Regions from separate parts of the Homo sapiens genome. Here region 2 is linked to region 1. The links are chromatin loops, found by intact Hi-C in ENCODE. Cell type or tissue: heart right ventricle. All regions are shown on one strand. Links, peaks and the distances in the headings refer to the core of each region. The heading gives the core; the rest is flanking DNA. Region 1 has its middle 130 kb from the start of EFHB. Region 2 overlaps LOC105376984 (a long non-coding RNA gene).

Region 1 (16,203 bases), core at 4,266-12,265:
CTCCTTTTTAAGCTAAAATATTTTGAAGCAAATCCAAGACAGGATGTCATTTTACCTGTAAATATTTCAGTAAAACAATGGCCATCTTGACTTAATAAACATAGATATAGAAATTGGAATAAAAATATATTTAAGTTCTACTGTGTTCAGAACTCTGTGCTAAGCACTTTGCCTGTGTTATGTCGTCCTTTCACCATCCAGTGAGCCAGGCTTAATTGTTCTCACTTTTCTAATGGGGAAACTGAAGCCCCAAGAGGTCCAGTAAATTGCCAAAGATCACATAACTAGGAAGTGATGCAACTGGGATTCAAATTTGCTTTCACTCTCAAGAGCTTGTGCCCTTAACCATTGTATACAAATGCCTCAGCAGTACAACATACCTGTCTTCTGAAAACAGGCCCACAAGGAACACTCTTGCATAGGTGAAAGAATGACTTTGCATAACACAATTTATTCTATTGCTTAGTGTCCTTAAATAAATCTCTTCTTGACTGAGAATTGTTGAGCAGAAAGAATACTGGGTTTGGAGTCAAATGGCTTTAGGTTGGGCACGTTGTTTCATCACGTTATGGAGGCGAGACTTCGGGCAAGTTACCCAGGTTCTGAGTCTCAGTTTTCTCATCAATTACTGTGAAGATTAAATGAGATACTAGAAGTCCTAGAACAGTTCACTGTATGTAGACTGGAATCAAGTATATGTTGGTACTCTCCCTCTACTTTTCCTTTCATCTATTCCCTACACTTCACTGTGAGTGTGCTTTTCCCTCGCCTCCTATGACCTTTCCTCCATCCTATGTTGTGAGGACTATATTTATATTCATATGTCCTAAATTTCCTCATTTAGCATGATTTTGGCTTAATTTCCACTCCTTCATTAGTTTCCAAACACATTTTGAAACGGCTGAGACTGGCTATTACCTTGTGTTAATTTTACACATTCTTCTCATTGCATTTTTAAATGTAAGCTGCCTAAAACACTTTCAGGAAGTCAGCAGGGTACAAATGACCAGTCTCATTATTTATTGCCACATTCTGTAAAGGATTATAAGGTAGTATGTGCTGCTTAAGCCATGGCACATATTTGTCATCATTGTGTTGTCAATTTCAATTAAGCTGAGGTTATCTGACGAATAGATTGGGTTGGCCAGGGGAGGGGAGGGTCATATAGGCTGATGGTTGTTTTGTCAGCCTGGCATATTCTTCAAACCAATTTACAAGGCTGCTTTAATTACCTTGGCAGCTTTCCTTGGAACCCTCTCCAAGTTCCTCACATTAAAAAGTTTTCTCATCAGCACAACCAAAATTATCAATGATTAAAATGTCATAAACCTCCCAGCTCTCTGCTTGGCTCATGATATGGATGAATGCTAAGGTTTTATTGTCTGAGATGTCAAGCTGATTCTCTGGTTGCCATTGGAAACAGTTTAAATCTCTTAAAAACATGAAATAAGCTCTTCAGGTCAATACAGCGTATTCATATTGTGACTACTGAATTAATAAAATTAGATTAATGAATCTTTTTAAAGAGTTACAGGGGCTTTTTGTTGGAAATTGATGCATTATTAGTTGGCACTGGGAAACTTACATAAAGAGATTAGACATCCATGTATGTTGCATGACTCAAACACATGTAGAGTTAAGTGTAATTTTGACTTTGTTGAGATTTAGGGAATATACATAAAAATGAGTACATGTGCACTGATACATACACATACACAAATGCACACACATACACAGACACACATTTACAGATGTTCCTCACACTCAAGAATAGCCATAGGAAAATTGTAATTTTATTAATTTAATTTATTTATTTAACATTTTTTAAAAAAAATAGAGGCAAGGTCTCCTTATGTTGCCCAGGCTGGTTTTGAACTCTTGGGCTCAAGTGATCCTCCCTCCTTGACCTCCCAAACTGGTGGGATTACAGGCATGAGCCATCACTCCCAGCCGGAAAAGTGTGGTTTTAGAGTCTGAGGGAAGATCTAAAGTGGGCATGGTAGTGGCCTTGGAATTACAGGACAGAGGTATAGATATAATAAAGGAGAAATGGGGAAATTTCTATAATTTCATGTGAGGCAAAGCAAAATGGGAATGGGGCAAGGCTGGCATGGGAAATGTTGACAGGAGGAGGAAACAAGCCTGCTGGCTTGTTCGGGCTCCAAGGCAGTGTTTCCTGCCTGGCCATCATTCCCTGGCTTTCTAAAAGACCCAGAGAGATGAGCCTCAGAGTGTGGTAGAGATAAGGGAGTAGGGAAAAAGATAGTGCATCAGTTAACTATTGCTGTGTTACTAACCTCTCCAAAGTTCAGTGTCTTAAAACAACACCCACTGATTATTCACAATTCTGTGGGTCAGGAAATCTGGGTAGGACCCAGCAGAGTTAGCTTGGCTCCCCATATTGACTGAGCTCACTCATGCAGCACTGTTCATCTGAGGGTTGGGAGAGGCTGTACATCTAAGATGGTCTCACATACTGGGGTGTGGTGTTCCCTTCTATCCTCTGGGTTGCTTTAATCCATCTCCACCTGGCATTTCTATTCATGCAATCCTTCTTTCTATTAGGATAGCTTAGGATAGCCCAGAGTTGTTGTTGTTGTTGTTGTTTTTTGTTTGTTTGTTTGTTTGTTTTTGAGACAAACTCATGCTCTGACACCTAGGCTGGAGTGTAGTGGTGCAATCACAGTGCACTGAAGCCTTGACCTTCTCGGATCAAGCGATCCTCCCTCCTTAGCCTCCCCAGTAGCTGAGACTACATGGACATGCCTGGCTAACTGAAATTTTTTTTTTTTTTGGTAGAGATGGAGTCTCACCATGTTGCCCAGTCTAGAGTTCTTTACTTGTGGATTGGGGCAGTAAGCAAGCAGAAGAGGAGTTGCCAGTTATTTTTTTTTTCCTCCCCGAGACGGAGTCTTGTTCTGTCACCCAAGCTGGAGTGCAGTGGCGTGATCTCGGCTCACTGCAACCTCTGCCTCCCGAGTTCAAGCAATTCTCCTGCCTCAGCCTCCTGAGTAGCTGGGATTACAGGTGTCTGCCACCATGCCCAGCTAATTTTTATATTTTTTGGTAGAGACAGGGTTTCACCATGTTGGCAAGCTGGTCTCGAACTCCTGACCTTGTGAACTGCCCGCCTCGGCCTCCCAAAATGCTGGGATTACAGGCGTGAGCCACCGTGCCTGGCTTGTTGCCAGGTTTCTTAAGGCCTAGGCCTGAAACTGGCACAGTGTCATTTTTGCTGTGTTCCATTGGTGAAAGCCAGTCACAGTGCCAGCCCAGATTTAAGGGAAAGGAAAAAGACTTCACTTCTGGATAGGAGATATGGCATGCGGCTACAGAAATTATGGGTGGTCATCTTTGCAGATAATTTTCCACAGATGGCTGCCCAAATACATTACAGTAAATGTCTGGTGTCTTTGGCTCTTGGTAGGGAGCAATGGCAAACTTTTCAAATCTCACAGTGGTAGATGGTGATATTCTGATTCAGTTTTCTTTTGTTGGGAAGGTGGTCTAGGAGGAAGAGCACTGGTTTTGACTTTAGCTCTGGATTCTGGTCCTTAATTAGCCATTCATAAGTTGTATGCCCATGGACCCACTTCATACTCTGTGAACATTACTTTCCTAATCTCTAGTTGGTAATAAATGTTACCTGTCTCCTAGGGTTGTGTTAAGATGTACTGAAATTACTTACACAGTATCTAGACCAGTGTTTAGTCAAAATAAACCCTCCGTAATACTAATCTCCTTCCCTCCACATCTGATCCAGGAGAGGCATAACTGACTGCTCATAAGGAAGGTGACCATATAGTTTATCTAACCCAGGACACTTTTGGAGTGCTATGAATAATTATGGAGGTGCTAATAATAATTATGCCAGACAAGAGATGTAAGCCAGGAGTGTCCCAGGTAAACTGGGTCCTCCTGGTCATAAGTAACTGCTGGATTGGGGCAAGGATAGGGCAGTAGTGGTTGTCTTCAGTGAGAACTTGGCAAGGTCTATTTGTATTAAATATGTTCTATATTAAATGCCTCATAAAACAGACAAGAAACCTCACAAGAGGAAATCAGAACTCAGAGTAACTGCAGAACAATGGTGGCTCACGACTGTAATCCCAGCACTTTGGAGGCTGAGATGGGTGGATCACTTGAAGTCTGGAGTTTGAGACCAGCCTGGCGACCATGGTGAAACCTCATCTCTACTAAAAACACAAAAATTTGCTGGGCGCAGTGGCACATGCTTATAATCCCAGCTACTCGGGAGGCTGAGGCAGGAGAATCGCTTGAACCTGGGAGGCAGAGCTTGCAGTGAGCCAAGATCGCGCCACTGCACTCCAGCCTGGGTGACAGAGTGAGACTCCATCTAAAAAAAAAAAAGAAATCGTTTGCCTTCTATTACTCTGAGTTTCTTTGTCAGCAAAGATGTATCTTGTGACAAATTTATCTTCTGTGTGAGGGTTACAAAAAACTTACAAGAAAATCCACTTGAAATCACCCTCTACCCCCTTCCTACTCCCCACTATTTCTCTTTCTGGATCCCCTTTCAGTCTCTGCATTACTAAATGTATAATTCCAAGAAAGAATAATTGAGAGTAAGGCCATGAGAATTCATGTTGTCAGTCTGGTACAATGGGAATGAAGCAGCAAAGAGAAAAAATTCCACCCCGTACAGAACCACTTAAAACATGGTTGGTAAAGAAAAAAATCAGACCCATGATGTTAATAGGGAATTGTTTTGCTTTGAGAAGTCTGTAGGAATGATAGGATCTTGTGAGTCCATAATAGAGATGTAGACATGACAAGCAGAAGAATAAAATAAGTTGGAACTGAATAAAAATGATCATGATTGCATGTTATCATGATTTTATGTCCAGATGGTTATAATGTTAAATATTGATGCAGGATTTTTTGCCCCTTAGTTCAGCTAGGTCTGGGTTCTTGTCACAACACCAGGAAAAAGTAGGCACATGGACCCTCAAAGAATGAGTGGAATAGAATTTATTAAGTGAAAGGAAAGCTCTCAGCAAAGAGAGGGGTCCTGATAGCAGGCTCCTGGTTGTCTCCTTCACAGTTGAATACCAGGGGTTTTATATAAAAACTGATGGGGCTGGGTATAAGGCGTGAATTCCTGGTGGCTCCACTCCCTCCCCACAGTGCACATGAGGTCCCTTAGTCTGCTGTGGGGATGTTCAGGCAAGCCCCATGTGCAAGTTCCCTTATCTGCACAAAACATCTGGTGCAAGCACTTGTGGGGTGGGTTGGAGATTCTCCGAGGGCACTTCCCTTACTGTCTGACTAAAGCAAGCTGGCTAACTCCTTTCAATATTAGTTCCATATCTCTCGACTATAATTCATATCAAGTGTTAATGTCTTTTTGTACTTGTACAAAACAAAATGGGCTCAATCCTAGATTAATTTCTGCAGTGCTGTTTTCCAAATTTAAGAAAAACAAGAAAAATATAATTCCCTTGGTAATGGACATAGAAATTATATATTAAGGTCCCACTGTGTGTTAGGCTGTCACCAGTGCATCCTCACACATAGTAAACTATGTTTTTATGATGCAGTCTAAAAAGTAATCAATTTATTCATCTCGTTTATGAACAACACAAAAGTTTTGGCATATTAAACATCCCTCCAACATCCCCTCATTATTGTTTTCTCCCATGTTATTGGTGCCCAATATTTTGATTCCACATTGCTTTTAAATATAAATTATTTACACTTTTTGCAGTTAATTGTAATAATGATAATAGTGATTTATATTTAAGAATATAGTTTGCTGATTTTCTTTACTCCTTACTTCTGGGTTTATTTTTCTTCCTATCCAAGTATATGTAGCTTTCAGTATTTTGTTTGGCATAGGTCTGTGGATTCAAATTTTTTTAGTTTCAGGTAGGTTGGAAATGTTTTTATTTTTCCTCTCAGTCTCAAAGGATGTTTTGGCTTGGTATAGAATCCTAGGCTGAGAGCTACTTTTCATCAAGTGTTTTAGAGATTTTTATTGTTTCTGGCCTTTATTCAGTGATGTGCTGGTAAATGTTTTCTGGAGGCTGGAGAAAGAACTCTGGTTTGTAGCATTTATCAATTTCTATGGTATAAATACTCCCACCATAGCTGATTTTAAACTACTGACATTTTAATGACTGGTTCACAAAATTCCTGGAAATTTCTCAGTTGGCTCTTGTGAGTTGGTGCAGGCTGGCTCCAGTATGCCACAACATTTATTTATTGTTGCTGATTCATTGATGTTAGTCTGTTCATCTTTCTACTTTAGGTAATAGTCTTTCTTCCTGGTAGCTTGTCAGGCTTTCTTTTACTATTGATGTTTTGTAGCCTTAAAATGATGTTTAGGTGTGGGTTTACTTTTATTTATACCACTTGGGACCCAGTGTGCCTTCTTCATCTAAGGACCCAAGTCTTTCGTCAGCTCTTCAAAAATCCCAGCATAGGCTAGTTGTGACGGCTGACACCTGTAATCCCAGAACTTTGGGAGGCCGAGGCAGGAGAATTGCTTGAGCTCAGGAGTTTGAGACCAGCCTGGGCAACATAGCAAGAACACATCTCTACTAAAATTTTAAAAAGTTTAGCCCTGCATGGTGGTGCATGCCTGTAGTCACAGATACTTGGGAGGCTGAGGTAGGAGGATGACTTGAGCTGGAAAGATGAGGCTGCAGTCAGGTACGATCATTCTACTATCCTCTAAACCGGGTGACAGAGAGAGACCCTGTCTAAAAAATCCCCAAATCCCAACATAATGAAACAGTCATTGCCCCTTCCCTCTTCTTTCCCTCAGGAGTTCTGATTTGATGTAATTTGGAGTATCTAAGTCTAGCCTCTGTGACTTTTGTTCATATTTTCTATATATTATTCTTATGTGTTTATTTTGGATTTTCATTCAGTTTATTCTTTAAAATTTACTAATTCTCTTTTCACTTTTGATGAATTTACTATTTAACATGCTTACTAAATTTTTTATTTTAATGATTATACTTCTCATTTTGAGATTTTATAATCTACTACTTTTTAAAAAAATCTGTATTTCCTTCATAAATTACTGTTCTTATGATCTGAAAGCTTTTAATTATACTTATTTTAAAGTCACTTCCAGATTTCTCAATTAACTCTGCTCGTCTAGTTTGACTTCCACTTTTTAGGTCTGTGGATTATCTCTTGGCTATGGAATAAAATAGTTAATATTTATTGAGTGTTCATTGTGGACTTTATGTGTATTAACTCTCTTAATCTTCTCACAAAGGTGGATGCTATCATCCTCATTCTGTAGTAAAGAATACTGAAATGTTGAGAAGTTGAGTAACTTGTATAAGATCTTGTATAAGTAACTTGTATGGGAGAGGCAAAACCAAGAATAAGTCAAGATTCAGAGTGTCCACTCATAATCACGATTGAAGACAGGCTCCCACGTGTCTTTTTTTCTTAATGATCTTTCTATTGAAGCATGAACATACATATATAAAAGTGCAAAAATTGTAATGGAAGAGCTTGGTGAATTTTCACAAAATAAACTCAACCACATGCAGACCGAAAAACCAAACAACATGCTTCCAGCATCCTGGAAACTCCCTGTGTATATTTTTCAGGTGTTTTCAGCCTTGGATTCACTTATTAATCCTAGTAATTTGTCTCTAGATTATCTGAGAATAATTGCAGTTTCTCTTTTTAAAATTCTGAGCCCTCCCCCCACCTTTTTTTTTTTAACTCTGTCTTATGGCTAGGGACTCCTGTACTAATGTTGGATAAAAGTAATTCTTGCAGGCACCCTTGTCTCATTCCCCAATCTAAGGAAAAATGTTTTAACATTTCATCATTAAATATGTGGCCTCTTGTGAATTTTGGGTGAATACTGTTGGGGCTCAGAAAACAATATCCTGAAATGTGCCACTTTGTACTTTACACTGAGAACACTGGGGGAGCAGCAAATGAAGGGAAGGCCTTTTTTCTGAACTTTGCCTATCTACCTAAAGTCCAGATCCTCCAAAAGACATTCAACTGTTGTGAATCTCTTCCCCAGATGTCTCACTAACCATGGGAAATTGATGCATATCGCAGGAAGGAAGGTGACACCACACCCAGAGCCCAGAAGAGCGTTGTCCCAGGCTATTGTTTATACTTTGGGCTCATTCATCTCCCCTAAAAAATCATTTACTCTTCCTCTAAAATTGCCTACATCCCTCACTTTCCTCTCCCCTGTAGAGAGAGTATTTAAGCTTCAGCTATCTGGTGCTTCTTTGAGTTTCTATACTTTGTGTGACTCCGTGTGCTTACATATTAATACATTTATATGCTTTTTCTTTTATTAATCTGTCTATTATCAGTTTGTTTTATGGACTCAAATTCTTGAATATTCAGGGTATGAAAGAACACCTTTTATGAATCTCGACAACACTCTCAAATTAAGGAATTTCATTCCTATTCCCTGTTAGGTAAAAGTTTTATCATTAATGGGTTCTATTACATGTCTGTTACTGCTGTAAGAAATTAATACTGATTTAGTGGATTAAGCCAACACAAACTTATCATCCTACAATTCTTTAGGTAAAAAGCCTGACACGGGTCTCATGGACTGAAAATCAAGGTTTTGACAGAGATATATTCCATCTGGAGGCTCTAGGAGAGAATCTGTGTCTTTTTTCCAGCTTTTACAGGTCACTAATATTCTTTGGCTTGTTGCCTGTCTCCTCCATCTTCAGAGCCAGCAATGTTCAATCTCTCACCATTCTCCCATAGTCACATCTCTCTCTAACTACAGTCAGGAAAGGTTCTTATTTTAATCAGCCACATAATTAGGTTACCACATGATTAGGCTGGATAATCCAGGGTGCTCTCCCCATCTCAAGGCCGTTAACTTATTTGCATCTGCAAAGTCCCTTTTGTCATGTCAGGTTTTGGAGATTAGGATGCGAATATATTTGTGGGGGCATTATTCTACCTGTCATATGGATGTTGCATTTTTTTTACATTTATAAGCTGATAAACTAATTTTCTCCTTTATTCTGTTATGTAGTGAATTACATTGACTGATTATTACATATTAGACCAGGCTAGCTTACTATTCCAGTTTTGTTAGAATAAATGAAAACTTGGTAGTTATATGTTATCTATTTTCTATTATTGTATTTGATTTGGTAATACTTTATTTAGGATTTTTATATCTATATTATGTGAGAGATAGCCAGTAATTTTCCCGTCTTAAAATTTCTTTGCCAGGTTTTTTAGTATTAAGATTTGCAGAACTCAAAAAAATGATTTGGAAAATGTTATTTTTTTCCCTAGAATATGGGTGAGTTTTGTAAAATTATTGCTATTTCTTTTTTAAATGTTTAGAAGAATTCACTAGTAAAGATATCTGGGCCTGGAAGTTTTTTTTTTTTTTTTTAGTTTCAACTTTTTTAGATTTAGAGGGTACATGTGCAGGTTTGTTATATTGGTATATTGTGTGATGCTGAGGTTTGGGGTACAATTGATCCTGTCACCCAGGAAGTGAGGCTAGTACCCAATAGTTAGTTTTTCAATCCTTTCCCTACTCCCTCTTTCTCTTCTCTAGTAGTCCCCAGTGTCTATTGTTGACATCTTTATGTCCAGGAGTACCCAATATCTAGCTCCCACTTAAAAGGGATAACATACAGTATTTGGTTTTCTGTTCTTGCATTAATATGCATAGGTTAATGGCCTCCAGCTGCATCCATGTTGGTGCAAAGGACATAATTTTTTTTATGGCCATGTAGTATTCTGTAATATATATGTACCACATTTTCTTTATCCAGTCTACCACTGAGGGACGCCTAGGTTGATTCCATGTTGCTGCTATTGTGAATAGTGCTGTGATGAACATATGAGTGCATGTGTCTTTTTGGTAGAATGGTTTATTTTCTTTTGGATATATACCCAGTAATGAGATTGCAGGCTTGAACAATAGTTCTAAGTTTTTTGAGAAAAATTTAAACTGCTTTCCACAGTGGTTGAACTAATTTACATTCCCACCAACAATGTATAAATGTTCCCTTTTCTCTGAAGCTTTGCCAGCATTTGTTATGTTTTGATTTTTTAATAATAGCATTCTGACTGGTCAGAGATGTTGTCTCGTTGTAGTTTTGATTCACATTTCTCTGAAGATCAGTGATGTGGAATACTTTTTCATATGTTTGTTGGTTGCCTGTATGTCTTCTTCTTTTTTTTTTTTTTTGAGACGGAGTCTCACTCTGTTGCCCAGGCTGGAGTGCAGTGGCACGATCTCAGCTCACTGCAACCTCTCTCTTCTGGATTCAATTGATTCTCCTGCCTCAGCCTCTGGAGTGGCTGAGACTACAGGCGCTCACCACCACGCCCGGCAAATTTTTTCTATTTTAGTAGAGATGGGGTTTCACCATGTTTCCCAGGCTGGTCTCGAACTCCTGAGCTCTGGCAATACGCCCACCTCAGCCTCCTAAACTGCTAGGATTACTGGCATGAGCCACCATGCCTGGCCTTGCTTGCTTTTTAATGGGGTGATTTGTTTTCTTCTTGTTGAATTGTTTATATTCCTTATAGATTCTGGATAGTAGACCTTTGACGAATGAATACTTAGTGAATATTTTCTCCCATTCTGTAGGTTGTCTGTTTACTCTGTTGATGGTTTCTTTTGCTGTGCAGAAGCTCTTTAGTTTAATTAGGTCCCACTTATCAATTTTTGTTTTGTTACAGTTGCTTTTAAGGGCTTAGTTATAATTTTTTTTCCCAAGGCTGGTGTTCAAAATGGTATTTCCTAAGTTTTCTTCTAGAATTCTTATAGTTTGAGGTCTTACATTTAAATCTGTAGTTTATCTTGAGTTAACTTTTATACATGGTGAAAGGTAAGGGTCCAGTTTCATCCTTTGGCGTATGGCTAGGCAGTTACCCCAGCACCTATTGAATAGAAAGTCCTTTCCCCATTGCTTATTTTTGTCAGCCTTCTCCAAGATCACATGGCTGTAGGAATGCAGCTTCATTTCTGGGTTCTCTATGCTGTTCCATTGGTCTATGGTCAATTTTTTTTTATGGTATAGGTTGAAGTCAGGTAATGTGATGCCTCTGGCTTTGTTCTTTTTGCTTCAGATTGCTTTGGCTTTTCAGGCTCTTTTTTGGTTCCATATGAATTTAAATTTTTTTTCTAATTCTGTGAAAAATTGCAATGGTAGTTTGAAAGGAATAGCATTGAATCTGTAGATTGCATTGGACAGTGTGGCCATTTTTAACAATGTTGATTCTTCTAATCCATGAGCATGGAATGTTTTTCTATTTGTTTGTGTCATCTATGATTTCTTTTAGCATTATTTTGTAATTCTTGCAGATATCTTTCTCCTCCTTGGTTAGAGGAGGAGAAAATACCTAGGCATATTCCTAGGTATTTTTTTGTGTGGCTATTGTAAATGGGATTGCATTCTGGATTTGGCTTTCAGCTTGAATGTATAGAAATCCTACTGATTTTTGTTCATTTATTTTGCATTTTGAAACTTTACTGAAGTTGTTTATCAGTCCCAGGAACCATTTGGTGGAGTCTTTAGAGTTTTCTAGGTGCAGAATCGTATTGTCAGTGGAGGTAGTTTGACATTTTCTTTTCCTATTTGCATGCCTTTCTTTCTCTCGCCTGATTGCTCTGGCAAGGACGTCCAATGCTATGTTGAATAGGAGTGGAGAGTCGGCATCCTTGTCTTGTTCTAGTTCTCAAGGGGAATACTTCCAGCTTTTCTGTGTTCAGTATGATGGCGGCTGTGGGTTTGTCATAGCTGGCTTTTATTATTTTGAAGTTTCTTTCTTCGATGCCTAGTTTTGTTGAGGGTTCTTACCATGAATGAATGTTGCATTTTATCGAGGCTTTTTCCATGTCTATTGAGATGATCATATGGTTTTTGTTTTAAATTCTGTTTAAGCGGTGAATCACATTTTTTGATCCATGTATGTTGAACCAACCTTACATCCCAGAAATCCCAGAAATGAAGCCTATTTGATTAATGTGAATTAACTTTTTGCTGTGCTGCTAGATTTAGTTTGCTAGTATTTTGTTGAGGTTTTTGCATCTATATTTATCAGGGATATTAGCCTGAAGTTTTCTTTTTTCATTGTGTCTTTGCCAGGTTTTGGTATCAGGGTGATGGTGCTGGATTCACCTTTGGTTAAGGACCATTGCTGGTGAGCTAGTGTGAACCTTTGGTGGTGTCACTACATTCGATTTTTTATTACGCCAAAATTCTTGCATTGGTTCCTTCTCATCTGGAGACACAGGCACTTCTAATTCTTGAATCTATTTTCTTATGGATAGAATTTTTTCTTTTTCTTTCTTTCCCTATAATAATATTAGTTTGTAAAATTTCCCTTTCCCTCTCCCCTCCTCCCTCCTCCTCCCTCCTCCTCCCTCCTCCCCCTTCCCCCTTCCTAGGAGGGTGTGACTGTAGAGAATGCTGAGTAGGGTCCTTTGATTTTGTTACTACAGCACTATGCACTTCTGTTCACAGGTTTTATATTGGGCTGTGTGATTGGACCTACAAGCCAGTGGATGGTGCTTAGAGGTCAGAGCTTATAGGTCAATTTGTTTGGTATATACTTGACCCTTGTTTCCTGGGAGAAGCTCTCTGTTGCTTCAGGCAATGGGCTGATCCAAGGAGGGAACAGTGGTCTGAACTCCCTGCTCAGTCCCAGGGGTTGGTTGGGAGCAAGACAGGCAGGGCTGGACTGGGCAGGCTCACCTACAGGTCCCCCAGTTGCAGGCACAAGCACTAGCACTGAAGGAGAATCTAATGGGCAGCCACCAAGCACCCAGAGGTGTGCCTAGGCATGGAGCTGGGAATCATCCTCAGCTGGAAGTTCTCGGCGCAGGTGGTGTGGGTTGAGGAGATGCAGGCAGTGTGGTTTGGGGAGGCTAAACTCTTAATCCAGGAGAGTCAGAGCTCCAGATGCCTGGAGATATGCTTGGGTGTGGAGGGTAGAGGGCTCTGCTGAACCACAATCTCTGCACAGAGAGGATGGGGCAGATGACGCTGCTGATCCAAGTGAGTGGGGGCTTCAATTGCATAGACATCTGCCTGGGCATGGATCAGAGATGGGCCCCCCTGCACCTAGATCTTTGCACAGGAAGGGTGGGGTGGTCAGGCTGCCAATCCTGGTGAGCAGGTGCTCCAGATGCCTGGAGATCTGCCTGGGTGTGGAGCGGAGAGTGCTCTCCTCCAGCAGGATCGCTGCATAGGAAGGGCAGGGTGACTCAGGCTGCTAGTCTATGTAAGTGGATGCTCCTGATGTTTGCAGATCTGCCTGGTTGTGGAGTGGAGAGGACTCCACTGCACAATGATCTATGCACAGGAAGGGTGGGATGGCTCAGGTTGCTCATCCAAGCATGTGGGTGTTCTAAATGCCTGGAGTTCTGCCTGGGGGTGGAGTGGAGAGGGCCCTGCTGCACCACAATCTCAGGCGAGTAGGTTGAGGCACCCAGCAATGACACATAGAGACCAGTTCCAGGTCACCAAACTGGCCCAGGCTGCAATTCTTATCACCTAGGAGAAATCACAGCTGTGGCGGATATCCTGCCCCAAGTCTTCCATGGGGGAGAGCACAATTCCAGTGCCTACTGCTGAGGGGGCTTTCCACAATTCTGGTTATAGAGGCCCCTACTCTATTCCAGGGCAGGTGCTCATCTCCAGCTCAAGACTAAAATGCCTGTGCAGCCATGGGGCCTAGTCACCAAAGAATGGCTGGTTTGTATGCACTCAGATTAAAAACGGTGTCCTGTTCTCTGTCCTGGGACTGGGAAAATGTCTGCAGTTTTTCCCACTATTTTTCCCTCATAACATCTCCAAGACTCTCCCCAAGTTAACTACAGGGCTTGGAAGAAACAAAGTGCTCTCTCTCAGCTTTGGACCCCCAGTGGAAAGGTGAGTCACAGAGGGAGAGTCTCTTCCTCTCTCGTATACTGGGGCTTCATTCACTTTTATCAGTTGGATACCTGTCATGGCAGCTGTTTGCCTGTGTTCTCTTTCCTATGATCTGGGGTGTCCTTTGTGATTTTGGTGCATTCCCGTTTTCCTTCTTGCATGAAAGCTCACATAGTTGATTCTTATGTGTGATCTTGCTACTTTCAAGGCACTGAGTCGTGCTAAAAGCCCCTAATCCACCATCTTGGGAAAACTGGAGATTTCTTTTGGGAAGGTTTTTATAATCAGATTAATTTCTTTTATAGATATAGGCTATTCGAATATTGTATTTCTTCCTATGTCAATTTTTTAAATTGTGTTTTTCTAGGAACTTTATTACTTCATTAAAAATTAAAAATTTATTTGGTTCGATTTGTTTATGATAGCCTCTTCAGTTTTTAAAGTCCGTGTGTTTCATTCCTGACTACCGTAATTTGCACTTTCACATTTTCCTTTATTAATTTCCCCAGAGGCTTATCACTTTCACTGATCTTTTCAAAGAACTAACCAAGGTTTGACTTTGTTTATTTTTTCTAATGTACATATGTTTTCTATTTCCTTTATTTTGGTTCTTATATCAACTATTTCTTTTCTTCTATTTTCAGTTTGATTTTCTGCTCTCTCCCCCTTTTTTAACTATATGAGACGGATACTTAAGTAGTTGACTTTCTTCTTTTCTAAGTTATGCATTTGTAACTGAAGCTTTTTCTCTCAACAAAAAATTACCTGAATTCTATATGTTTTTACATGTCATACTGAGACAGCCAGGTGGCAGATGGGAGGGGGTCCCTGGAGAAACTCCAACCAGCCTGCCCACTGCGGTGGAGCCTAGGGAAGTTCACACCGTTTGCAATGGGGAGGAGCCTGGCCCCTCCTCTTCCTGTGTGGAACCTGGGATTCAATCAGCTGGGCGGGAAGTGCTCTAGCGGAGAGACTCAGGCCTTGTGATAATCCCTGTTTCCTCCTTTTTTTCCCTTTTCACCCAATAGAACCCTGCTTTACTCACCCTTTAAACCATCTGCAAGCCTAAATTTTCGTGGCTGTGGGATGGGCAAAAACCCTGTCTTTAGCTGAACTAAGGAAAAGCCCTGAAACAATATTTTCATTATCATTTGGTTAAATATGTTTTATAATTTCTATTATATATATTTTTTATTCATGTGTTATTTAGGATAATATTTAATTTACAAATATTTTGAGATTTTTTCTTTGTTATTTATTTATAGATTAATTTTATAAATAGATCCTGATTGATATCAATCCTTTGTCATTTGCTGAGAGTTGCTTTATGAACTAGCCTATTGTTTATTGGAGTAATTATTCCATTTTACTGAAACATTCCACTTATGTTTGAGTGCAGCGTTTGTTCTAGCTACATTTTGCTGAATAACATCAACAACTTTAGTGATTTAAAACATTTATTTTGAATGCAAATCTGAAATTTAGGAAGAGTTCAGTAGGGACAATTTGTCTCTTCTCCACATGGTATCAGCTGGAATGGCTTAAAGGCTGGAAGCTAGTATACGTCATTCATGAAATTTGTTCCTTTTATCTAAGTAGTTGAATTTATTGACAAAAATTTATCTATGTGTTTTCTTTATTAACCTTTTAATATCAGTGTGACTGTAGTAATGTACCCTGTTTAATTCCTGAAATTATTTTTGTGTCTCCTCTTTTTGTTGGTCTAACTGACTAGAGCTTTTGCAATATTTTTGGGGTTTTCAAAGAACTATATTTTTGTTTTACTGATTTTTTCTATTAGTTTTATGTTTTCAATTTTATTGATTTTGGTTTTTATCTTTATTATTTTTTTCCTTCCATTTGATTTCGTTTGGATGTAATTCTCTCTCTCTTCTTTTCTCATTCCTTAAGGTGGAAACTTAGATTATTTGTATTGAGACGTTTCTTCTTTTTTAATACAAGAATTGTAACGCTGTAAATTTCCTTCTAAGCACTGTTTTATTTGCATCTCATAAATTTTGATATGACATATTCTCATTTTTACTCAATTAAAATATATGCTAATTTTCATTGTGGCTTTTCTTCAAACCATAGTTTTATTAGAAGTGTGTTGTTTATTTTCCAGATATTTGAGGATTTTTCAGATATCTTTACTAATTGATTTGTAGTTTAATTCCACTGTGGCCAGAGATATTTTGTATAATTTTATTTGTTTTGTTGTCCAATGTCTTGGTCCATTTGGGCTGCTACAACAAAATACCAAAAAACTAGGTGGCTTATAAATCAACATAAATTTATTTTTCATAGTTCT
Region 2 (16,203 bases), core at 5,614-13,613, 90 kb after region 1:
GGTTGCAGTTCATCCACAAGGACTCAAATATAGAAGTATGCAGTCCTTCTCAGGCCGTATTTAGTTTGCTTTAACAATTCCCCACTTTTGGTCATTCTCTCAATTTCGAGAGAATGACCAAAACTTTAGCTATTGATGTCACTATCACCATTGTAAATGTACTTATTTGGTCTTGAAACCCACTGGGAAACAGTAGAACGGCGAGTTTTACAAAGGTAGGCACAGGGATTGAGTAGAGGGTACCTCCTTATGCGGGAACATCCTGTTTACAGGAGAAAAACAAAACCTGGTCTGTTTTATGATCTATGTGTTTTCTTCAAGTCTTAGTTTGTTTATGTCACATTTAGCATGAGTAACTCCATTTTAGTTTGGTTTGGCCTGTTGGGGCCTAGTGCAAGAGCTTAGTTCAAAACAATGGCCTTCCATAATTTTGTTTAAAAAATTCCCCCTTTCAGGTCAGGTTCTCACTTAGGTGAGAGTGTGACCAAAACTTAGGGCCTTAGTGTCACTCTCTGTTACCATCATTTTGGGTTTCTGGTCTCAGCACGTCATTTGTAGGTTACAGTATCCTTATGGTCACTCATTTCTTTCAGCTTTTGTCATTCCTGTTGGAGAGACCATTTGACATTCTAGAGATGGCTGCATGCAAACATTTAAAACCTTTGAGAGAATACAGTGCACCAAGGAGATTATTATTATCACTATTGGGAGGATAATACCAAGAGTTTGGAGTATGCTCCTTACCCAGGGTTCCCATAAACCAAACCACTTAAAATTAAGTAGATTAAAGAATGAACTAGATGAAGATCTACTTGCTTGACTGAGTAGTCTTTTCGTTAATCCCCTACAACTCAATTTTTATAATCTACATTTGATGTATTTCTCTATAGGCCACAAGTGTTGGCAGCTGCAAAGTTACTGTTCTGTTTAGCCAATTCTATTATTTAACGTAACTTTCACATGAGAATTTAAAGTCTGTTGTGTAACCTTAACCTTCACAGTAGAATCTGCTATAAAGCCTATTATGAGGGATACATTTCTAATTATTGCCTATTTATTCTAAATCATGGAAAAAAGACCTAACAAATGATGTCCTTGTGGAAGAGTGAAGGCCTCCTGGCAATGTTCTCTTTAACCCATGATGTAGGTTAAAAGGAGTTTTGACGGATTATGAGGCAATGTATGTACCATTAAAGTTTCTCCCCTACCTTGGGACTTCATTTTTTAATCTATCTAAGTATAAGGTTATTCATGTATAATACTGGCTGCAAAGTTCTTAACAAATAAAAGTATACCCTGTAAGTGCACATAATAGACCCCTTTTCATTTCTATTGTTCACAGAGGCATAAACAAGGAAAATATTCAAAGGTAAGAGTCTCATGATAGTAGAAGTGTTGATCTGTGATCTTGGGAAAAGCTGTTCACATCAAGGATGCCATCTTCTGGGGAGAAACTTTCCTGGTTAGTTTTACTTTAAGGGTTCCAATGGGTGTACAGTTCCAAGAATGTGGAGGGATCCTTCTCAGTTGTGAGATTATGTATCCAAGGTTCAAGGTTCCAAAGTTTTGTTGCAGTGTGGATGGCAAGGAGAGTCTTTCTCTGATGTTTTCAGAAGATCCAATCTTCAGATTCTAGATTGTGAAGGGGTTAACTGTCCTTAGTGAATCATAAATGCTTTCTTTACCTGGTGAAAATATACTGAGGCATAATAATTAACTGTTATAAAACATGCATTGAAAATGACAATTGAATTAAATCCCTTTATAGATGTGTAAATGACCCATCAGGTAACCAAAGGTACCTGAAGGTTTGATTGTCTTCCCAGGAATATGGAAACAAACATTGGTGTTAAACTGTTTTTGCAATTTATAAGTCACCACATCAATATATTCAATTTGGATCATCTTATCTTTTCCATGATGAGTCATGGAATGCAGAAACTTTAATAACAAAAGCTTTAAGGACTCAGGAAGGACAAGGTGGCTGTTTTGATTTTCCATGAGTCTATGCTTACCATTGGACTTACGTCCTCTCGAATACCAATTGTTTCTTCAGTTTAGGTGCATAGCACTAATAACTAATGGGTTATTATAGGTATTTGACTTAGATCATGGAGTTCAAATTGTATATCCAAACAATTTCATTATTGGCTGGTTTAACATGAAACTCTGGCAAAGTATTTTCTTGGTATTTAATTAATTTTTTTGTTCTACTTGGGTTAGCAATTTTATACAAGGAAATTTGGCTATTTCTGTGGTATACAATACCTTAACATAGCAACCGTAATTATTATTGATAGCATATACTTAGACATATTAGAATTTTAGAAATCCTATACAATTTTGGAATATATATTAATATTCACTAAAATATAGCCTGAAGATTAAACATTATCTTTATTTTGACAATGCTTCCCATTTAACTTAACATGTTAAATAATTCTATTTACCTCTCTTTTGAATGCTTCAAGGACCCTCTGTAGCATTTCAAAGTTAGAGGTCAGAAAAGACTATTTTGAAGCTGAAATTTGATTTTGGGAAGCCTACTAAGTATGTTAAAGGTTTAAAACACTTGATATTATGAACTAGAATTCCAGATTATATAAATCATTCATTTAGCCAAAATGATGACTCAAAAATTTTTAAAAAGGCAAAAACCTTTGCTCATTGATAAAGAGAAAACTTAGCTTTCCAAACAATCTGTCTTTTGTCTTTCCCTTCTTTTTTTTTGGTACTGTATTTAAAAGGCAAACAAAAAATTTTCATTATCTTTTAATATTACACAAAAATCTTGTTCAAGAGAGAAAGCCAAATTTACCCCTTACATTAGTAAACTATTAATGTCAACCCCAATTTTTAATAAAACCTCATAGACAAATATATCCAATCTTAATCAGTTTGACTGTAAGGCAAGATTTTTATAAACCTTTTATAACTCTTTACAAATTTTTGTTAAAGAGCAGATTATTACTTTAAGAAATCCCTGTTGTGGTTTTATTTCTATGTTCAACTTATGGAAAAACTGAATAATACCCCTTTAAATTTAGTCAATATTTTCACACATAGATATTTCTTTTACAAGGTTAATTTTTACAAACCTTCCACAACCTGTTTAGACCTTTAGTTTTTTCCTATCTCACTTAAAACAATCCTTTTAACCCTCTAAACTTAGGCAAAAAAATTCACGTTCCTATGACTTTTAATAATCTTTTACCAAAAACACATTTCACTTTCTTTATATACTTCACATGTAAAACTGTTTTTTCAGTAGTTTCAAATACATGTTACACTGTTAAGCCTTAGCAACTTTTGCTTTTGGTGAAAAACCTTGGTAAGTTCAGGATTTTAATTAGATAGTAGGTGTGGAGCCTAGGACCCAGACAAAAATGCAAATAAGGTCTGACTCTTTCTAGCATCTCACTCCACGTGTCCCAGGCCTTACCTAACTGTAAAGCAAGCAAGTTGTACCATTAAGAGTCACAGTGGCATTTTACAAAGTATTTAGGAGGCCTAATCACCTTTAAATTGTACAACATTTCTTGCATACATTCCCTTTCATGAATTCTTTCATGGCTTACGTAGACCACCTACGGCATGCTTAGATTCTCTGACTTGTCCTAAACATCCTTTTTTTAAACAACCAGTCATTTTACTTTAGCTTAGGATGAGAATTTACCATACAAGATCCTTTCTTGTATAAAATCTCTTTTATTTAATACTTTTGCATAGCTAGGGGGCATGGCTAATTTCACATGTCCTCATGTCTTATCTAGAATTTAATGCTCCAAAAAGTAATTGAACAATTTTTAAAAGTCAAAGAAGCAGTTTATGACCTTAAAGCATTTAGCAAACTTAATATCTGACCTGCATAATTTAGACCAAATGTTTACACTTTTGAAGAAATTTTTATTTTACCAATAATCTTTAAAACTGTCTTGATTTCCCAAAGATTATTTAAGTCACATGAACTAAAAAAAGGCATTACACTTTTTACTTTTCTGACAAAATATTTAAGCTTTTATTTTTAAACCAATTAAAGCTCTTTCATATATAAACATCACACATATAATATATATAAATACATAGACAGCAAAAGATAAAGGACTCATTTTCCAAGCTGGGAATTGAACCCTGAACCTGAGCAACCTTTTCTCTTGTGAAAAGAGAAAGCATGGTCATGTGGTCACAAGGTCAAGCTCCCAAGGACACACAAGACAAGAGGGAAACCTCATCCAGTTTTTTTTTTCAGGGACCTGCAGCAAAGTTTATAACTAACCAGTTTGCTGGATCATCTTGAACAGTGGGCTTACAGGTATTCTAAGCCCATGTTCTATCCTAAGGTATACCCTTCTCCATTATAGGACACAGAAAGACACACAAAGCACACTACATTCACTACAGCTTAAGATTAGCCTCGTGAGTCCTTTTTCCCATTAATCAAAACTCTACAAAGGAGATAAACAGGGATTTTTACCATTCATTTAACCAGTTCACACACAGAGAGAGAGAGAGGCCAGAAGTCTGACTGGTAAGAAATTCTTACCCTCTTGCCAGCATGCCAGGCTTCTGGATTTCCTTTCCCTGAGTGGCCCTTGTGACCCAGCTCACTGCACTGTAGCCCTGGGGGCTAAGCCACAACACAAAAGAAAATTATCTTTTTCTGTTCCGGCCAGAGTAAAATACAAGTGACAAAACATAGACATTAACCACTCTGCTTAACATCCAATATTGAACTGGCAAGGCTTAAATTTGCCCTTAGATAGGCTCCATCATTTTTAGTCCAACCTCCAAATAGGAGTTTCATTATGTGGTCTCTGGGCAAGATGGCCGCTCTGAGTGGTAGAAAAGATCAGAGAGGGAAAAGAGAGAGGGAAAAGCATTGCCTATGGCAGGGTGTTGAAGGCAAAGAGCTCATGGAGGCCAGAGAAAGATCCACCCACTCATTACAGCAACACTGAAAATTTCAGGTAGCCGCTTGTCAGTAACGAAGGGACCTTTTCCAGCAGTCCCATCAGCTCTCAAGTTTCCCCTTTTGGGGAGGAAAAAGCTCCCCATGTCCCATGGTCCCTTATACATGCCTAATCCTGTCACCCATAGCTGTCAGCAAAGTGTGCAAGGCAGATTATTGCAAAGAGAATAGCAGTTAACATCCCATAGTGCCAAACTGTGTTCTTAGCTGAAAGGGACTTTACTGAGAGCCCTCATTTTAAAATGCGCTTCAAGGTGTTGTTTATTTGGAATGCTCCACAGTAAGTTATCTTTAGTAAGATTTTGCCATTTCTGTAAGACTTTGCTGCCTCCAGGCCTAATGTATAAGCCACAAGGAACTCAGTTTTCCAGAAATAAGGATCCCTCTGTCTTAAAATAATGACTTTACTCTCAGGTTCTCTTGATAAACTTTGCCAATGATCTTTTTTTTTCCTACCTAAGTGCACAAGAAAAATGAAATAAACACAAAAATCCCTGTGAATTTTCAAAAGCCAACTTTTATAACCCCTGCAATATTACTGCTTACTCTCAGTTCATTTCTGACCCAGTCAGATGTAAGAGGCCTCTACTTGGATCCAAGCCCATTAATTCCTGGATCAAATCCATTCCTGGACCCAGTCCAGTTTCTGTCATGACTTCCAAACCCAGTTTGGGTCAGGAATTTGCTCAAAGAAACTTGGGGAATCTCAAAACACAAATTCGTGGAGCACCAAAATCTGAAAGGGAGCTTACCCAAGATCCTGAGCCACTCTGGGAAATCCTTGGACACAAGTGGTCCTGCACCCGGTACCTTGTGTGTTCATTCAGCACTTCTGGGGGTCATGGGAAGCTCTACTTGAGATCCCACTTCTGGCACCATCTGATAAAAAACCAAAAACTTTAGCCAAATTACATTTAAAGGAGTTTAACTGAGCAATGAATGATTCATGAATCGAGCAGCCCCCAGAATCACACAGATTCATAGAGACTCCAGTGCAGCCACATGGTGGAAGAAGATTTATAGACACAAAAAAGGGAAATGACATATAGAAATCAGAAGTGAGGTACAGAATGGCTGGATTGGATACAGCTCAGCATTTGCCTTATTTGAACACAGTTTGAACACTCAGTAGTGTATGAATGGTTGAAGTATGGCCACTAGGATTGGCCAAGTCTTAGCTATTGTTACAGATGCATACTCCAAAGTTAGGTTTTCAATCTTGTCTACCTATTAAGGTAGGTTGCAGTTTGTCCACAAGGACTCAAATATAGAAGTATGGAGTCCTTCTCAGGCCATATTTAGTTCACTTTAACAGGTATATAGCTAGGAGTGAAATTGTTGGGTTATTTGGTAACTATATTTAATCTTTTGAAAAACTGCCAAACTTTTTCATAGTGGTTGCACCATTTTACATTCTTACCAGCAGTGTATGTTAGCACTTCTGTTGTACTTTCACCTGATAAAAGCATCAGCTTACCCTATCTCTACATCCAATCATTTATCAAGCTATCTAGCCCCTCACAATATAGGGTTTCTTTGATGTGTGTTAAAAATTCGCAGCCAGGCACAGGGGCTCACGCCTATAATCCCAGCACTCTGGGAGGCTGAGGTGGGCAGATCACGAGGCCAGGAGATCGAGACCATCCTGGCCAACATGGTGAAACCCTGTTTCTACTAAAAATACAAAAATTAGCCAGGCGTGATGGTGCATGCCTGCAGTCCCAGCTACTCAGGAGGCTGAAGCAGGAGAATTGCTTGAACCCGGGAGGGGAAGGCTGCAGTGAGCCGAGATTGCACCACTGCAGTCCAGCCTGGGAGACAGAGTGAGACTCTGTCTCAAAAAAAAAAAATTCCTTTCCATCCTCACTGCCACTCATTACTTTACAACTTCACAATAATAGCCTTAGTTGGTCTTCCTGTATCTGGTATCTCCTACTTTCTTTACATCCTCTGTTGTTACTCCAGAGTAATTTTTGTATGATAAAAAATTTTTCACACTTTATCCTTCCTTAAAATCCCTTAACACCCACCTTCCCTTCCCCAGTTGTCTACCCAATGTACATCAACTCTTCTGGTTCCAGCCTGCATCTCCAAGCTCACCTCCTGCAGTTCTGTCTCTGGCATACTGTGCACTAGCTATCACAAAACACTTGCTGATTCCTGTAACCACATGCTTTCTCAGACCTTGAGGACTTTGTCCAAACTGCCTCTTTTGCCTGGCTTGCCTTTCTCTCCTTTTGTCATTGATTCAACTCTTGTTTATCATTGGAGGCTTCAGCTCAAGAGCCTTTCTTTTTTCCTTTGAAGACTTTCTTTCTCAATAGCTCCAGGGAGAGGCAGTGCCTAGTTACCCCTGAATATTATTGTTGCACACATCCCATCATATGACACTTTGACTCTCTCTTGGACTATAAGACATTTTTCCAAGAGCAGAAGACTTAATAATCATCTGGTTGTCCTTTCTCTTTTGAAATATGGGACAACTAAGGCAGGGAAGGCACTTGTTCAAGGTCATTGCATAAATCTTTGTTCAACACCGCTGCTTCCTTCAAACCTAACTCACAGAAACTAAAAAGTTATTGTTTATCTTTTTCCTGGATTAAGAAAAAAAATCATTCCTTTAGTGGTGTTGATGGGTCCAGAGTAGTGGATAGGAATAAAGACCTATTATTTACTCTGATATTTAGGTTAGTTGGCTTCTTGGAAATACATTTAACCATAGAAGTCAAAGTTCTAAAATTGACTTTAAAACAGCTTATTGGCAGATTCTTAGTTTGCTGGGGTTTGACTGAAAGCATATTCAATGATACGCCTTTTCCGTTAAACATCCTAATGATATTTTCACTGAGTGATCAATGCCCATAGTTATAGAGATACCAAGCAAAAAATGTTCCTGCAAAAAATAAACTTACTTTCTCTCTCTCTTTCTTTTCCTTCCTTCTTTCCTTCCGTCCTTCCTTCCTTCCCTCCCTCCCTCCTTCCTTCCCTCCTTCCTTCGTTCCTTCATCTTTTAAAGGGTCTTGCTCAGTCTGTCACCCAGGCTGGAGTGCAGTGGCATGATCATGGTCACTGTAGCCTCGACCTCCTGGGCTCAAGCAATCCTCCCACCTTCACCTCCTAAAGTTCTGGGATTACAGGTGTGATCCATAGTGCCCAGCCAAAAATACACTTTCAAAATTAGATATTAACCAGTAGTTATACTGAACAATATTGTTGGGTTTATTTTACATTACTAGATATTTCCCTCTAGTTTTATTCACATCAAATATAATACAGGAAATAATGTAGTGGTTCTAGAAGGATATGTAAACAGTTTCTCTCTTGAGGTAGATTAAAATGCCTTTGAAAATCTGTCTAAGCTGTTTTCTAAGGCAGTGGAAATAGACTTATAAGCAGTTATTATAGATTGAATAGGTTTGTAAAGTCCTAAAACGTAGGCTGCATTTTGAGGCCACTTTCTGAGGGAGAATGGCAAAGGCTATAGAATCAGGAAGAAGAGCTGTTAGAGTAATAGATTTCTTCTAAGCAGTCCAGATATACGGTGATACTTTTGGTCTCATTTCATGTCTTTGTGTAGACATCATGTGGTGAGTTTTTATTTCAGTTCTAGAATATTGTTGTGGACATCAGTAGTTTTTACTGTATCTATCTTTTTTCCCCTTATTTATCTAACTCAGGCCTGGCTCTCATCTAATTTGTCAATAGCTTGCTGAATTTGGTTTCTGACTTGTCCAAGACAACCTATCATCTGACATCAAATGGATTCTGGATTCTACACAGTTCTGGTTATATCACTCCTTTTATTTGTGCCTTTATCGAGCAGCTACCATTTGCCAGGCATTGCCTAGGCACCACGGCACAGAGAGTTAAGATTGGTTTTGTGCATTCTTCCCAGGAGGGCAGACATTGCACAATGCACTGTACACTTGATGCACAAGGGGTGTTGTTAGTCACATCAATTGGAGAAAGAAAAGGTGAGCTTTTTAAGAACAGGAGACTGCATGTGTAAAGACCCTGATTTAGAAGAGCCTAACTGAAGTGTGGCAATCATGGGGGAAAGTAGAAGGAAATAAAGATGAAGATGAATATGGTCCAAATTGTGTAGGGCTTTGCAAACCATTTTAAGGAGTTGGAATTTCGCTTCATGTGTAATGGGGAAGCCAGTGAAGGGTTTCAAGCAAGGCAACAATGTGCTCAGGTTGACATTATAAAAAAAATCTTTGTTTCTGTGTTGAGAATGAATTGGAGAGGGGCAAAAGCTGAAGCAGAAGACCAGTTAGGAGACTATTATACCCATTTAAGTGAGATACCACATTGGCTTGGGCAAGTATGGGTTCAGTTAAAATGAGAGAAATAGAAAAATTCAAGAGATGTTTACAAGTTTGATTCTAGAGAATGTTATGATTGGATATAGAAGATAAGGGAGAAAGAAAAGTAATGATGGATCATAATTATTAATCTGGAAGAACTGGGTGGATGAAGATGGAATTAATCTGACATAGGGAACAATTGGGACAAATAATGAGTTCAACTTTACATGGTTAGCTGAAAGGTATCTGTGAGCTTTCCATATGGAGATGTTCTTAGGCAGTTGCATGTATGGGTGTGAACTCAGACAAGCTGGGCTGGAGATGTAGATTTGGGTAATCTAAGTTGTCTAGTGCCATAGGAATAGAGGTCATCTAGAGAAGACTGTGTAGAATGAGATGAGAAGAGGATAAAAAGTTAGCCATGAGTGATGCCAAAAGTCTTGAGTGGCTTCCAAAAGCCTACAGAATGCAAATCCAAATATTTATCTTGGCATTTAAAGACATCCATTTTCTTGCGGTTTTTCAGTTTCAAATTCTATTACTATTCCTCAACTTACCTTGTATTCTAAACACACCTAACTGTGCTATTATCCATGTTGTTTTTCAATCTGAATTCTCTTTTTTTTTTCTCTGTTTATTAACATTTTTATCTTTCAAGGCTTGAAACAAGTGCCATTATACTATGAAACCTCTCTGGATTCCAGAGTAGATATCCACTAAATGTGTAATGAATAAATGAAGGAACAGGGTATAGTAAACGCATTTGATTTACTACAATAAGAAGGAAACTATCATTTATTCAGTATCTAGTAAGTGTCAAGAATTGTGTTGAGCCCGTTACCTACAGAGTTTTGTTTGACCCTCACAACAATCTGTAAAACAGATGTTTTTCCATTGTTCCCATTTTACACACAAGGAAAGTGCCTGTGGCATTTCCATGACATCACAATGTTTTTTAAAGTAGTTATTTCTCCCATTTGCATAAGCATCAAAAAACATCTGAGTCAAGAAGTAATCCCAAACTCAGTAAGTCACTAAAAAATTAATGTTCACTAAGTCACCAGAAAATTAACGTCCTTTTTTTCTTTTCCCTTAGGTAAGATTTTATCCTATTATATTTTAATGGTAATAATTACTTTTTTCTTGTTAATGGTTTCTCCATCCTGCTTCCTTGACAACAGGTTGAACTTCACTCTCAGATTAAATCCTCCAATTTGGTAAATGACCTCTTGTTTTTCATGCCCAATGACCAATTTAGTTCAATTTAATAAACATTTATGCACCAAATACTACATGTAAGGTACTCTGCTGGATGTTGGAAGAAAATGCAAAGATGAGTAAGACACGCCACCTACCTCCAAGGGTTCTACAATCTCACAGTGGAGTTAATTTAGAAAAACAAATATGTGCAATACAAAATGGTCTCATTTATTTATTCAGCATACTATTTGTTACCTACTGTGTACCAAATGTGGTAGCCTCTAGGGTTAGATTAATGCAATATTATTATTATAATATAATAATATTATTATGTATTATTATTATAATATAATAATATTATTATGTATTATTATTATAATAATATTATTATGTAATATTATTATATATCAATGCCCTGCCTTGATATATAAAGGCATTCTCTGCAAGGAAAAGTAAAATGATAACTCTAAAGTAACAGAGAACACTCTGAATAACAACCTCAAATCAATAAACATTTCAAGATAGGCCCAAGTCAGTATCTAGAATAATGATATTGCCCTTGCTTTGTGTTGCTGCATCTTTCCTCTAGTTACACAGAGAAACATATGGAATATGTTGGAATGAACTGCAGGAATTATGTACTTTGTAAGAATAAAGAGTAGAAAATATTTTAGAATTTCAATACAGAGTGGTTGTCATCTACTGTAATGCTTCACAAAATGTAAATGTGTGAGAAATCACTTATGGATCTTGCTAAATGAGGTCTCTGATTCCATATTTTTGAGGTGGGGCTTAAGAATCCACATTCCAAGTTCCTGGTCTGGAGATTATACTTGGTATAATAAAGATCAAGTGTATGCAAATTTTATGATTGGCTTAGTGTTTAAGAATTATTATTATTCATTTTAAAGGTGAGAAAATTTGGAGAGAGTCAAAGAAAATATGAATGAATATTCTCAAAGAAAACTAACTCACTCTGAGTGGCTGGTGTCCCTTTCTGGAAGTATTTTCTGTCTGGTTTGGGAGAGGGGGTGATTTATAGGGCCCTGGCCTTAATAGGGCCCTCAGTCTAGGGTCTGTGGCAGTAGCACTTGGTGATGGGGTTTCTAAATCAGTAAAGGGGCACTATGGAACTGTATTATTGAGCCTAAATTGGGAGCAATAGGCAAAGTATGGGTCAGAATGGAGAGTCAATATATATTCTGGCAAAGAGCAGGAGAAAAGAAGATAAAAGAGGGAGGAATTTCCTGAACTCAAAGCTGCAGGGAGGGCCTTTCTTTTCTATTTTCCATGACCTCAAGATGGGACAAGCCCAGAGAACTCAAAGTTATAGTCCAGGAACTGAAAGAAACTATATTTTCTCCTTGTGCTTTGTGTGCCTCTTCTAGATACAGAAGAAAGAGAACATTCCATGTTCTCACTTGAGAATGCTGTCCTTAGTACCGAAGATAGGAAGCTTATAACACTGGGAAAGAACGGAGTCAAAATGTCTGAGTTTGAATCTAGACCTTCCAATTTACTATTCATAGGGCATTACACAAATTATTTACTTCTGAATCAGTTTTCTTATATGCAAAATGAAGGAAACAATAGTGCCAACTCCATAGAGTTCCAGTGATGATTAAAGAAAGTGGTACACATAAAAGATTTTTAACATTATTCTTGGAAGACTGTAAATATTAGCATTTATTATTATCACCAGTCACTTGGATTGGGCCTTAGCAACACACGGTTTCTATTGGCAATTACCTATGCCCATTTAACAACCTCTATTGATAACAGCAGGCACTGCTCTAGACATCGTGGGTATAATGATGAATACAAGAAGTTCCTTCTCTCAAATTACTCTCTGTTTTGCAGTAGAAATGGGATCATGTACAATAAATTTTAATATGACATAGCTGATTGTGTTCTAAGGTATAAAGTAAGAGTATGGGGGGACTGCATCATGTTCTTTTCCACCAAATTATGGGTTTGGGTGAAGGAAGTGTGTAAAGTGGGAACTTGCCCCCACTGAGCAAAAAACCTGTAAGGTTCAGACTTGCTAGGACAGAAGGGTAAATGAGTGAAAGAATGCCCTGTTCACGCTGTGCATGAAGTCATAGCCTCATCATCAAAGGATATTCTCTTTTCTTTAAGGTTTGGAATTATATATGCGTTTCTCCCAAACTTGATACAGAAAGAGATTTATAAGAAGCTTTAATTTGGGTTGAATGGCTTATTCTTAAACCCAAAAGGCTGGGTAAGTAATTGGATTGATCTGTGAATGTGTGTCCTTGAGATCCAAGTAAAATTTGGGGAGGGGACCTGAGTAGTGGATTCCGTTAATTCAGTTTATTTATTAAATAAATTATTTTCTGTTTTAAAAAGACATTGAGGAATATTTTAGGCAAAATTTTCTTACATGATGTCAATGAATCATAAGAACATTTCTTATGTTTAGAAGTTTTTTTTCAAGGCCAGGTGTGGTCGACCTGCGTGTAATCATAGCACTTGGGAGGCGGAGGTGGGATGAACGCTTGAGGCCAGGAGTAAGAGACCAGCCTAGGCAACATAGTGAGACCCCATCTCTACAAAAAATGAAAAATTAGCCAGGATTAGAGGCACGTATCTGTATTCCCAGCTTCTTGGAAGGCTGAGGTGGGGGAATCGCTTAAGCCCAGGAGGTTGAGGCTGCAGTGAACTATGAGCAAGAGTGAGACCCTGCCTCTAAGAACGACAATAAATCAAGTGACAAAAAAAAAAGAAGGTTTTTTTTTTTGGTTGTTGTTTTTCTTTTTTTTTTTTTCATTTCAAAAGGAAGGAGGGGTCATAGGGTAGATTCAAAACCTTTCAGAAAAAAGAAAATAATTTACTGAATGAACATTATTATAATTAAATAATGGAAATTTTATAAAAGAAAAATTCTCTTCAACAAATGATCTTTATTTTCAATAATTTCTATCATTTCTATCACTTTTGCCCATTTATATGGTGTCATTTATGTGGTTTTAACTGTAGAATAGGATATAATTTCTTTCTTTCTCTATAGTATCTTGGAAAGGTATAATATCTTGCCAAGTAATACGTTCAAAGATCTCATATCATGTAGATTCAATTTATGAATTTGTCAAATGCTTTGGTTTTGTGAAGAGATCTATCCTTATCCATAAAGAGTACAATTGAACTGTATTTAGTAGATAAACGTATGTTCAATTTGTTATCTATTCGAGCAAGCCTAGGCTCCTAAAAGTAACAGTAGTTTGACTGATATTTACCAGATTTTGATTTCTACTTGTTGAGTCTTATTTGAAATTCACATCAATCAGAAAGAAAAGTTGTACATGATCCATATATTTTACTTTTTTGTTGCTTTCTTAAGCTGTCATTCACTAAATGATAGAACAAAAGCAATGTTGCTAGGTGAAGCCTTGGTGAAAAGCCCATGTTCTTGGAGAAGAGCTGTGGGTGAAATAAAGGTGTAGAAGAATTACTACTACGTTGATGGTACTGTGATCAGTATAAGAACCCTGGAGTTTGAATGATCAGGGTTCAAAACCTGCCTCTGCTACTTGCAAATTGCATGATTTTAAACAAATTAGATCGATCCTCTGAATATTTTTTTTAATGTAAATATCGGCCATTTTTAGTATTATTTCTTACAGAGTGAAAAGTTGGCATTTAACATTCTTAAGACACAGTCTCTCATCAAGGTCCAGAGAATAAGTTCTGAAGTCATACTGCCTCAATTGCTGTATGAATTTGCATTGATTTCTTAATTTCTATTCACTTCAATTTCCATATCAATAAATGGGGATAATAATGTTATACACTTCATTTCATCCTTATAAGGGTTAAGTGAAATAATTCATGTAAAAGAATTTAGTATAATACTCAGCCTTTAGTAGAAACTCAATAAATATTTTAGTTTTCTAGTAGTGTGATGTAATTTTAACCACTTTATTCTTGAAAGGCTCTAATTACTTGGCTTCCCTAAGAGGAAACCCTCCTGTGCCTCCTACAACCCTAGTGACCAATTCTTTTTCAATTTCTTTCAAGGAATCCCATCTTTTACTCTGTAAATGTTGGTCGTTCCTAGCAGTCTGTCTTTGGGCTGCCTCTTATTACTATATGTATTACATACAATCTCCTTTTATCACTTTATTCATGAGCTATACTCCAATTAAACAAGAATCTATAACTTTTATGCCTGAGTTTTTCTGCAGGCTTTAGTCTTATACATATCCAACTGCCTTACCCAAATCTTCTCCTGGATATTTGAGCCAACATATTATTGGCTTCAATTTTTCACCCTTGTCTGCTTCCACACCCGTGCCATAGTCTCTTTGTGGGTAAAAGGTATTTTGACTTTGAATTTGGCCATGTGCCTTGCTTTGGCTATTGGAATATGGAGGGAAGTGATAGTATACCAGTTTTGAGCCTAGGCCTTAAGAGGCTTTGTGTGTTTCTGCCTGCTCTCTCCCACGTCTGCTATATTTATGGAAAAAAAAACCCAAACATGTCTTGAATAGCTCATTGGTTCAAGGAAAATGAATAAAACATAGAACAGAACCTTCCCATCCAACCATCCAACCCAAGACTTGTGGTGAGAAGCAGACCCACTCATTAATTCTAAATCAGAGTTGCCCATCTCAACCCAGCCTGGATCAGCCAAACTCCAGTCAGTCCACAGGTATGTGAATGACGATAAGTAATCTTTTTTTAACTACGGAGTTTTAGCATTGTTTATTTTGCATCAATAGCTAGCCAATATAATGTTTTACAGCATCTAAAACTTAACTTGCCTGAAATTAAACTCCCTTTCTACCACCCACCATAAACCTGTTCCTTTGTCCTGTATTTCTTTTAATGGTTGATGGAGTCACCACTCATCACTCAGCCAGACATTAGGATATCATTCTTGACTTTAACATCTTCCTTACTCTCTACATCCCACAAATCTCCAAATACAGTCAATTTCATTTTCTAACTAGTTCTAAAGCCTGTTTTTTTTCTTTTAAATACCCATCTTCAATGTCACCGTCAGGGTTTGTGGTGTAATAGTTATTTACCTGGGCTACTGGTCTAATGGGTCTTCCTGCTTCCATTATGACTGATCTGTGGTCCTCCACATGGTAACCAGAGTGACAGAAAATTTACCGTGTTATTTTGCTGTTTCAAATCTTTCTCTGGCCCTCAACATCAACAGGAGATGTCTGAGGTGCTTAGCATGACTCCAGACTTTATCATCTAGTGTTCATCTACCTATCCAAATTCATTTCACACTTTCCTCCCATTATGTTTATTATCTATTTATTTAAAACTATGTTAATTTCTCTCAAATATAGCATGGAGCTGCCTACTTGTGTGCCTTTGTAAATTATGTGGCCCTTAGAATGCTCTTCCTTCCCTTCTCCATAGGACAATCCCCTGTTCATCCTTTAAAATACGTCTTAGGTATCAACTCCTTTTGGAAGCTTTGCTGATCGCCTTAGACTGAGTTAATCATCTCTTCTGTTACTTGAAAATGTTTACCACTAAACTTATCACACTGAATTACGATTTTAATTGTCTATCTCTTCCACAAAACTCTGAGTACCATCTGGGCAAGGTCAGTGCCTATAATTTGTAGTTTTTAGCACAGAGCTTAATGTGTAAGAGAATAGACAGTCAGTACACATTTTCTTGGCTAAACAAATAGTGTTGTGGAAACGATGTCACTTTATTCAACTCTAGGGAGATAAG

What was found. Hi-C counts contacts between places; a loop is a spot of excess contacts. Peaks named below come from ENCODE experiments on the same cell type or tissue, not always from the same donor. Only the 100,000 strongest peaks of a DNase experiment are listed, where the experiment ranks them.
Region 2: a loop joins it to region 1, with 9 times the contacts of the local background. A loop is called at or near these places in 2 of 110 quality-filtered maps.

What each region holds. Positions count from the first base shown.
Region 1 is chr3:19,800,908-19,817,110 of GRCh38, reverse strand. No RefSeq gene overlaps it. Among named protein-coding and RNA genes, the nearest start is that of EFHB, 130 kb to the left of the region's middle. In heart right ventricle, for the core only: no CTCF peak of the experiment used is centred there; no DNase peak of the experiment used is centred there; H3K27ac peaks cover 1,696 bases.
Region 2 is chr3:19,712,558-19,728,760 of GRCh38, reverse strand. It overlaps LOC105376984 (a long non-coding RNA gene), which reads right to left. Exons shown (of 3, transcript XR_940643.1): 2 at 5,722-5,848; 3 at 1-1,632. Among named protein-coding and RNA genes, the nearest start is that of EFHB, 210 kb to the left of the region's middle. In heart right ventricle, for the core only: no CTCF peak of the experiment used is centred there; no DNase peak of the experiment used is centred there.